Linked DNA regions of Homo sapiens: region 2 is linked to region 1. The links are chromatin loops, found by intact Hi-C in ENCODE. Cell type or tissue: IMR-90. All regions are shown on one strand.

Region 1 (5,000 bases):
GCCATCCACCTGCCTTTTCTTAATGTTCCCTCTATCTTCTGGGCTTTCTCACACACTTCAGCTTCTACCTAGTACTTTCTCCACTACACCTTCCAAACTCCATCCCTCATCCTTCACATCCCATCCTAGAAGTCATTTTCTCTGGAAAGTTTTCACCCCAACCTCTACCAGCGCTAAGACTAGCTTCCCCACCTAGGCGCTTTCATGTCATTCTGAGCTTACCTCGTATTAGCATTTATCTTCCAGTGTTGTGCTCATATTTGAATATGAGATTCTAGAGCTGCACCATTCAACAAGGTAGCCACTCATCATATGTGGCTATTTCAATTTCAATTAATTAATATTAAGTAAAAGTAAAAATTTAGTTCCTCAGTTGCATTGCTCACATCGCAAGTTCTCAATAGCCACATGCAACTGGTGGCCACTCTGTTGAACAGCACAGATATAGAACACATCTATCACTGAGAAACTTCCATTGGATAGTGCCACTCCAGAAGATAAATGCTATGTTTTGCTTGTTATTTTATCCTCCAGACTTGCAGCCCTTTCTTAACTGGGGTTTGCTATGTGAACCACAGAGAACAAAGATATGATTTGAATGCTATTTCCTCAATTCTCCCAAGAATGATATATTAAAAATACAATTTTACATGCAAAGGAAGGAAAATAATTCATCACGGGTAAAGACGCTCAGAGCATTAGGGTTCAATTCTAGCATAAAACCCTGGTCAGGAAAGTCTACGATAGCCTACCACAATGCTTGGCATCAAAAGTACTTCGTAAGTGTCCGCTGAATGAATATCACACCTGGACACATAAAGACAATTAGTTTTCTTAATTTTTACCTAGATGTGTAAAGTCATGTAGGAGACATGTCTTTAGCTTCCAAAGGGCCCCTTCTCTAGAGAATGTGATAGACAATTTTTTAAAATTTCATCCTAAGGATAGGTGAATTGTATTGCAGCAAAATATTACCTATTATTTCACTTTCTTTTGACGTTATACAGACCAAAAAAAGAAGAGAATTGAGCTCTTATTAAGTGAATGAGATGAACATAAAAATGATTAAAGTAGATACAGCCATCTACTTTGATATGCCCTATATCTTTTAGTAATTGGCCAAAGTTTCCTAAAAATATTAACTATTTACTGAGCACCTACTACGTGCTGGGCACTTTGTTCAGGTTTGAGGATACAGGAAGGAACAAGATGGACACAATTCTCACACTCATAATAGATAACATTAATATGATTATTTCAGTTCCTTACTGCACTGTATCCAAAGCATGAGTTTTAAACCCTGGCTGTATATCGTAACCACCTGGGGAGTTTTGAAAATACTGATACCTGGGACAGATTCTGACTTAGTTGGTGTGAGTGTGGCCTAGGAATTTGAATTTTCTAAAGCTCCGCTGGAGATTGGAATGTGCAGGCAAAGTTGAGAACTGTTGACTTACGGGAACATAATCTTAGACTCAGCTCAGAAAATCGAGAGTTTTTGGTATCAATAATTGATAGCATATTAGAAGGAAAACCATCTGTTTAACACAGTTTTGTTTATTCCTCAGAATATAAACTGATACTTAACAGTTACTGAGTTGTCCAGGTCAAACAGCCAGGTCATGATTGAGATAAGACCTGACCCCCAGGTTTCTGATTTTAACACAACACTCTTCCTGCTACACTAACTATCTCAGGGAAATGGAAAATATAATTATTTTCAAATCAAGAGACAACCAATATCCACTGTAGTCATAATTTTTAACAGCAAAATTGAATTTGGACCAATTTGAATCCCATATACTCAAATAATTCTGCTAATCTGCTAATCAAACGTGAAAATGCAGCTCCTTTAAAAATATCCATATATATATGTATATATATATGTATACATATACATATACATATATATACACATATATATGCCCATAACGAGGGTACAGAGGATGCTCATTTCTCCAGGAATCCTGAGCACATTTTTACAAATTCAAAAATCAATATACATATATTAAACTCCACTAGAAGGATATTTTGCCTTTAAACTTGAATAACTCAATAGCAGAAATGGTAGTGGGAAGGCAAAATTAAAAATTGCATTGTGCTCCCACATTATCTGTCCCCACCCAACTTATTATATTCCATTCCATTCCATTTCACATTTCACAGTACAGGTAAAATTGACACTCTGTCCCCATGAGAAAAGTTCATATTAAAAAATAACCACTATAAAAAATAGTTACTTCTCACAGTTACCACCATGCATCGCTTTTAGATTCTACTCATAGATCAAGAGAATCCTGGAACTCTGTCGTCAAATCTGCTCTTCTTCATCCATGTAAAAACCACATAGTGAAAATGTGCCGTTCCATATTTTAAAGGCATCAAAATAAAACTAATGTCCACATGCTTCCTTCAAAATGGATTTCAGTGTTTGAGATTCCACACAGTTGGGAAATTCTTATTTCTATTCCAAATCCCTCACGCTGTAGTTTAATCCCATTTTCTCTTGTTCCCTGTGGAGAGAAAGAACAGCCGGCCTCCATTCTTTTAAACTCAATCCCTTCATGTCCTTAAAGACAACTACCTCCCAGCCTTCTCTTCTCTGGAATAAATAAGAACAGTTCCTATCAGGAAAACGTCTCTCTTGGATTGTGCATATTCCCTGCCATATCACAGATATTCATGCTCATCACATAATGCTCATAGCTAAAACAAGCCAAGGCCAAGAGCAAAAACAAGCAAATGTATCATTGTTTTCATGAATGAAGTTACAGAACCAATAATAGACACTGAATAAATAGTTGAAAATGATGATCTTCCAATAATTGTGTGCCAAAATTATCATAATTTCTTTTACAAGTATTGGCAATGTGTTGCTTTTAGAGAGGTGAATTAAAAATTAAATGATTAGGTTTCAATTTCTTTTATGCAAGTTCTCCCCATGCCCTGCAATGGAATATTCCATTCAGCATTCCACAGCAGGAACCACCATTGCTTTGACAAAAATAGATACAGTATTGGAACATTCAGTCAATGGAGTAATCCAATTGTCTGAACATTCTTTTCTGCTTTGTCATTTACATTTTAATAAATCCCAGAATATGTCAAGCTGTATCCAGTCGTACCAAGTGTAGCTAACCACATGCAGTTACCAGATGCAATGAGGGAATCATAACATGCAACTCCTACAATGAATCAACATTTGGTTTGTGTATATTTTTAGGCTCCTACATTTTAAATAGGGATACTTTTAAAAATGAAAAATAGATATTTTGAAAAATCTGTTAGTATATTGTATATTCAGCTTTTACAAAGGAAGTTGTGGGCAAAGGGTGCACTATTTAATTGATCTAGGAATTCTGGCATCTGCTAACCTCAAGGAAAACACTATATATAGATAACAACAATGTGGAATGTCAAATTATTATTTTATGCGTATTTCTCTGCCAGTTTACTCTCTCTTCATTTAGGAGACTCAGATAAATATATATATAATATACATGATATATCATGTATATTATATATATATATATATATATATTTTTTTTTTTTTTAGACTGAGTCTTGCTCTGTCGCCCAGGCTGGAGTGCAGTGGCATGATCTTGGCTGACTGCAACCTTTGCCTCCTGGGTTCAAGCGATTCTTCTGCCTCAGCCTCCCAAGTAGCTGGGACTACAGGTGTGAGCCACTGCACCCAGCCTCAATTTTTGTATTTTTAGCACAGACAGGGTTTCACCATATTGACCAGGCTGGTCTCGAACTCCTGACCTCATGATCCACCCGCCTCAGGCTCCCAAAGTGCCAGGATTACAGACATGAGTCACCGTGCCCAGCCGATAATCATATTTTAAAGACATTTGACATTTGACATTCCATGATGTCAAGACTTCAGGCAAACCAGTCCTAAAAGATGTGTGTGTGTGTGTGTGTGTGTGGGTTTATTAACTTATATACATAACTTAGTCCATGCATATATCAGCCACCAAGTTTTTCAACACTTTGAGAAGTTGGTTATCCTGGCTTAAAAGATCCTAGTGAATTTTTACTAGGATGATGAAAATAATGATGAAATGAGCCTCAGCGTGTTGGGTTGGGGATCCCTAAGTGGCAGGTACATGCTTAGAAAGGAGGGTTGTCCAAAGATGAAACTATTAAAACTAGTCTCTCCTAGTAAAAATCACATGGGACATTACACTTGGCTCTGGTTATACCCTTTGTACATAACTATCTAAGTCACTTAATTTCCCACATTAGATAAGTGCCATTTTAGGTTTTTTCCTCTCAACTTTCTGATTATTACCCTTTGGGATAATGACTGCCGAAAGTCCCAGGTCATTTACTGACATCAGGTAAATCCAATTAGGGTTAAACTTGTGATATACTCAAGGACTAAAAGGAACCACAAAAAATTTTTTTTGTTTCTTTTCTTGCTGGTGCTTAGAGCAGTGTAAATGCTTGCCACAGGGATTGTGAGCAGTGCACCATGATTATTACAGTACCCAGCATTAGGTATTGTGTTGAGGAGGCTATATCATTGCTTACCAATAGTGGGAGGGAGAAAATTAAAAGTGCAGTAGCACTGTAATACACAAGTATTACAGAGTTTTTCCTTACTCTGCTCATAGTGTGATAACTGGTAGGTTCAGTGGAAAAGTAGGAACGAGCCAATGGTAGAATAATCACACTATCTAGAAAAGGACCTCTGCAACTTATCTTGAAGGCCTCTAGAAAAGGACCTCTGCAACTTCCCCACGCACTTGGAGTAACAGCAACACTTGCTCTCATAAACTACTATCGTGATTGTAGACTATGACTTATTCAACGAACTTGAATTAATAAACTAAGCAATCAACATTAGGGAGAGTTTGGGGAGGAATGTTAGACAGTGAAGGTCAAGAGACACATGTTCAAAGTTTCATTTTCGTGAATCAAAGGGGCTATGTTATAGATCTAACTCTATCGATAATTATTTTCTTTACAATTTCCATAGTAGAGTTAGC
Region 2 (5,000 bases), 280 kb after region 1:
ACTAAAAACAAAAACCATATGATCATCCCAATAGACCCAGAAAAGGCTTTCAATAAAATTCAACATCCCTTCATATTAAAAACCTTCAACAAACTAGGCATTAAAGAAGCATACTTCAAAATAGTAAGAGCCATCTATGAAAAACCCACAGGCAGCATCATACTGGATGGGCAAAAGCTGGAAGCATTCCCCTTGAAAACTGGAACAAGACAAGCAGGTTCTCTCTCACCACTCCTATTCCACATAATACTGAAAGTCCTAGCCAGAGCAATTAGTCCAGGGAAATAAATAAAAGGCATCCAAACAGGAAGAGGAAGTCAAACTATACCTGTTTGCAGATGATATGATTCTCTGCCTAGAAAACCTCATAGTCTCTGCCCAAAAGCTCCTTTATCTGATAAACAACTTTAGTAAAGTTTCGGGATACAAAATCAATGTACAAAAATCAGTAGTATTTCTATACACCAACAGTATTCACGCTAAGGGCCAAATCAAGAACCTAATTTTCTTCACAGTAGCCACAAAAAGAATAAAATGCCTAGGAATACAGATAGCCAAGGAGGTAAAAGATCTCTACAAAGAGAATTATGAAACACTGCTCAAAGAAATCAGAGATTACACAAACAAATGGAAAAACATTCCATGTTCATAGATAGGAAAAATCAATATTGTTAAAATGGCCATACCGCTCAAAGCAATTTACAGATTCAATGCTATTCCTATCAAACTACCAATGACATTCTTCACAGAATTAGAAAAAAATATTCTAAAATTCAGATGAAACCAAAAAAGACCCTGAATGGCCAAGGCAATCCTAAGCAAAAAGAACAAAGCTGGAGACATTACATTACTTGACTTCAAACTATATTATAAGGCTACAGTAACCAAAACAGCATGGTACCGGTAAACACACACACACACACACACACACACACACACCAGTGGAACAGAATAGAGAGCTGAGAAATAATGCTGCATATCTATAACCATCTGACCTGAGACAAAATCAACAAAAAACTAGCAATGGGGAAAGGACTCCTTATTCAATAAATGTTCCTGGGATAACTGGCTAGCCATCTGCAGACAATTGAAACTGGACGCCTTCCTTACACCACATATAAAAATCAACCCAAGATGGATTAAAGGTTTAAATGTAACACCTAAAACTATAAAAACCCTGGACAATAACCTAGGAAATACCATTCTGGACATAAGATCTGGCCAAAATTTCATGCCCAAGACACCAAAAACAATTGAAACAAAAACAAAATTGACAAATGGGATCTAATTAAACTTAAGACCTTCTGCCCAACAAAAGAAACTATCAACAGAGTAAACAGACAACCGACAGAATGGGAGAAAATTTTTACAAACCATGCATCCAACAAAGGTCTAATATCCAGAATATGTAAGTAACTTACAGATTTATAAGCAAAGAACAGTTGTATTAAAAAGTGGGCAAAGGACATGAAGAGACACTTTTCTACAGAAGGCATAACATGGCCAATAAGCATATGAAAAAATGCCCAACATCACTAATTATTAGAAAAATGCAAATCAAAACCACAATGAGATATACAATCTCACACCAACCAGAATGGGTATTATTAAAAAGTCAAAAATTAACAGATGATGGTAAGATTGAAGAGAAAAAAGAACACTGAATACACGCTGGTGGGAATGTAAATTAGTTCAGCTATTGCAGAAAGCAGTTTGGTGATTTCTCAAAGAACTTAAAACACAATTACCATTTAACCTAGCAGTCCCATTATTAGGCTCATACCCAAAGAAATATAAATCGTTCTACAGCAAAGTCACATGCATTCATATGTTCATCACAGCACTATTTACAACAGCAAAGACATGGAAACATCCTGAATGCCCATCAGTGGTGGACTGGATAAAGCAAATGTGGTTCATATAAACCATAGAATACTGTGCGGCCATAAAAAAGAATAAGATTATGTCCTTTGCAGCAACATCAGTGGAGCTGGAGGCCATTATTCTAAGCAAACTAACACAGGAACAGAAAACCAAATACCACATGTTCTCACTTAGAAGTGGGAGCTAAACATTGAGTACATATGGACACAAAGAAGGCAACAACAGACACCAGTGCCTACTTGAGGGTGGAGGGTGGGAGGAGGGTGAGGATGGAAAAACGAGTACTATGCTGATTGCCCGGGTGACAAAATAATGTGTACACCAAATCCTCACAACATGCAATTTATTTACCCATATAACAAACCTGCACATGAACCCCTGAACCTAAAATGAAAGTGAAAAAAAAAGAGAGGAGAAATAAAACAAATAAAATGAAGAGTATGTGCTGGAGCAGTAAGAGGAAACTCGGCAAGCACTGATTCAGAACCCTGCCTTAGAGCAAAACTCTAGCAGTCCCAGAGTGAGTCAGTGAGATCCAAAAGGCCCATTTCTGAGAGACAGATGAGTAACTCTCTCCAGAAGCCACCAACGTGGATATTATTGAGTTTAGATTTTCTGAAGCAAACTGAGAGAGATTTATCTTTTCTGGGTCTGGTGGTTTTAAATTTTTGAAACCATAGCCTCAAAGACAGGAAAACAGAATCGTCAGTCAGAGGGGGCCACCCATGCAAAAGCGTGAAGCCTCTAGCCAGGCCATTTATTCTGGTCGTGTCTTTGGGCACAAGACAATTGTTTGGGATGAAAACTTGGGAATCCACAGCAAGTGTAACATAATATAGACATTATTGTGAAGGAAAGTTTGCTTTTCTAGTGATCAGGCTTTCCGATAATCAAAGGGGTGATGTGACCAAGCCGTATAATATGGGGTTCCTTTTGGCAAAATTGCTCAGCGAACTATGTAGATGAAATGTCTTTCTCTTCATAGGATATTTTAGAATTTAGTTTACTATAAAGTATGAACTCTAAAGTTAATAAACAGGGTGGCACTTGGTGCCAAGGATTAAATATTTACTGGTAAAACATACAGTGATGAAAAGGATTTTCAAACAGGCAATAAATCATATGGTCTGAGCTCTGTATTAAATATTCTTTTTACCAGGGAAAAAAATAAAATTTAGCCCAAGAAAAAAATTAACCCATTGTTGTGGCTCCCTGGGGCTGAACTTATCAAGAACCAGTAAATATTCCTTTGAAAAACCAGGTAAATAGCAAGATTTTATTTAATCTTTGTAATGATTCATTTCTTTAGTGAAATAAAGAATGTTAACATCCCATCCTTCAGGTACCCATGGTTGATTCTTCCTTCCACAGGCCTCTCCCTTCCAGCCTTTCCTATTTTACCCACCTGGTCTACTTTTAAGAGTCCAATGGTTAAGAGCACATGTCCTACCGCAAGTCTGTCTGGGTTCAAATTCTGATTGCCAATTCCTAGCTGTGTTACTTAACCTTTCTGTTCTTCAATTTACTTATCCACAAAAGCAATATATTAATAGTACCACCCTATAAGCTTCTGTAAGAACTAAATGATTAAACGAGTTAATATGTACACAAAAGCACTTAGAACAGTCTAGAAAGTAGTAAATTCTTCATATTATTATCCTTTATCCTCCTTTTTAATTATCCAAATATTTTCCATCTTTCAAAACCCAGTTTAATTCTGTAATGAGCTTTCTTTGGTTAATGCAAACCTTCCCTAAATATGCATATCCTTTTAGGCCTGCACCTGTCTTTTTTGATATCTAATTGCATCTTATGCACTATCCCAAATTGTTTTATGATTTTCCTAACAGATCAATCTCCTAAATAGAGGACAAGGAATAACTTTTTAAAAATTTCTTTCATCTGGATATGCCTTTAGGAAAAGGATGACATCAATAGTAGCGTCCACAAATTTTGCATTTATGGAAAGCATACTATGTGCATTCTGCAGAAAACTGAGCACACAGTTTTCCCCCATCCTCCAACCTGAATAGTGAGAGAGGTGGGTGCAGGGTGTAAATCATGTTTCCTGTGTGTTGGCTGACACTTGGCCTGAATAGATATGCTCTTGATAAACCATTATTTAAGATTGGTCGGTGGATGGATGGTTGGATGGATGAATGGATTAATATAGGACCTGAGGGGGAAAAAATCCTGAAGAACAAAAGAGAAGACTTTGCCTCTGGAAATGATTTACTATGGAAAGCAGGAGTACATTTTAGAAGATATCTGCTTCACATTATCTGTAAGGCACAGGAAAAGACTATGAAAAAAGAATGAGTTGAGATAAAAACCCAACAGGCAAGATGTTGGTTAGGAATATTGAGTCAAGACATTCATTGTAGTTGGAAAGTGGAGGAAAAAAGAAGGCCACAGAGGCACAAAGAGGGAAACAGAGAGAGGAGGACAGAGAAAGAGAGAGAAACTGATACTGTAATACTGCTCCGCATTGTAATTCTATTTCGTTTAAACGCAGCATTCATGGAGAGCTGCTAAGTGCTTTTCTATAGCCTGAAACTTGTGTTCCTAATTAGACTTATTTATGCACAACACTAAGAACATGCAACTGGTGGAGACAATAGAAAGAAACGGGGGAGCAATCAAAGGTCAATGCTTTGCCTGGGTTAATAGAGATAATAGTGGCTGAGTGCTATGTTCTCCACTTTCTTTATCATCGTGAAGACAAAAAACCCTACTCAGCATAATATAAAATCATAGGTCATGATCAAGATCATTTGAGACATATCCCTGGAGCTTCAAGATAGGGAGGCATTCTTTCAAATCACATCCAAAATGATTTTAAAATAGGTCTCCAGAGGGGTAGATTCTAGTGTGATAAATAGGACCTGCAAATGGAACTATTCTGCCAATCATATTTCTACCTGAAATCCTATATACTGTGAAGGGGATTCAACAAGTGAAAGTAAGGTACAGATTGGTGAGAAGATCTCACGTGAAACTCAATGCGTGGAAAGTTGTAAGACCTGAATTTTAGTTCCATCCTTTTCTGTTAATTTCTTCAGCAATTCTACCCCAGTCATCAAATTTCTGAGGCTTGTTTTCTGGAGCATGAAAAG

Evidence for each region. Hi-C counts contacts between places; a loop is a spot of excess contacts. Peaks named below come from ENCODE experiments on the same cell type or tissue, not always from the same donor. Only the 100,000 strongest peaks of a DNase experiment are listed, where the experiment ranks them.
Region 2: it touches region 1 in a loop (2.2-fold over the local background); 3 of 110 quality-filtered maps call a loop at or near these places.

What each region holds. Positions count from the first base shown.
Region 1 is chr11:122,083,529-122,088,528 of GRCh38, reverse strand. It overlaps a transcript of MIR100HG not described here. Among named protein-coding and RNA genes, the nearest start is that of MIR125B1, 14 kb to the left of the region's middle. In IMR-90, no CTCF peak of the experiment used is centred here; a DNase peak (open chromatin) is centred at 3,068; H3K27ac peaks cover 200 bases.
Region 2 is chr11:121,807,913-121,812,912 of GRCh38, reverse strand. No RefSeq gene overlaps it. Among named protein-coding and RNA genes, the nearest start is that of MIR125B1, 290 kb to the left of the region's middle. In IMR-90, no CTCF peak of the experiment used is centred here; a DNase peak (open chromatin) is centred at 2,402; H3K27ac peaks cover 521 bases.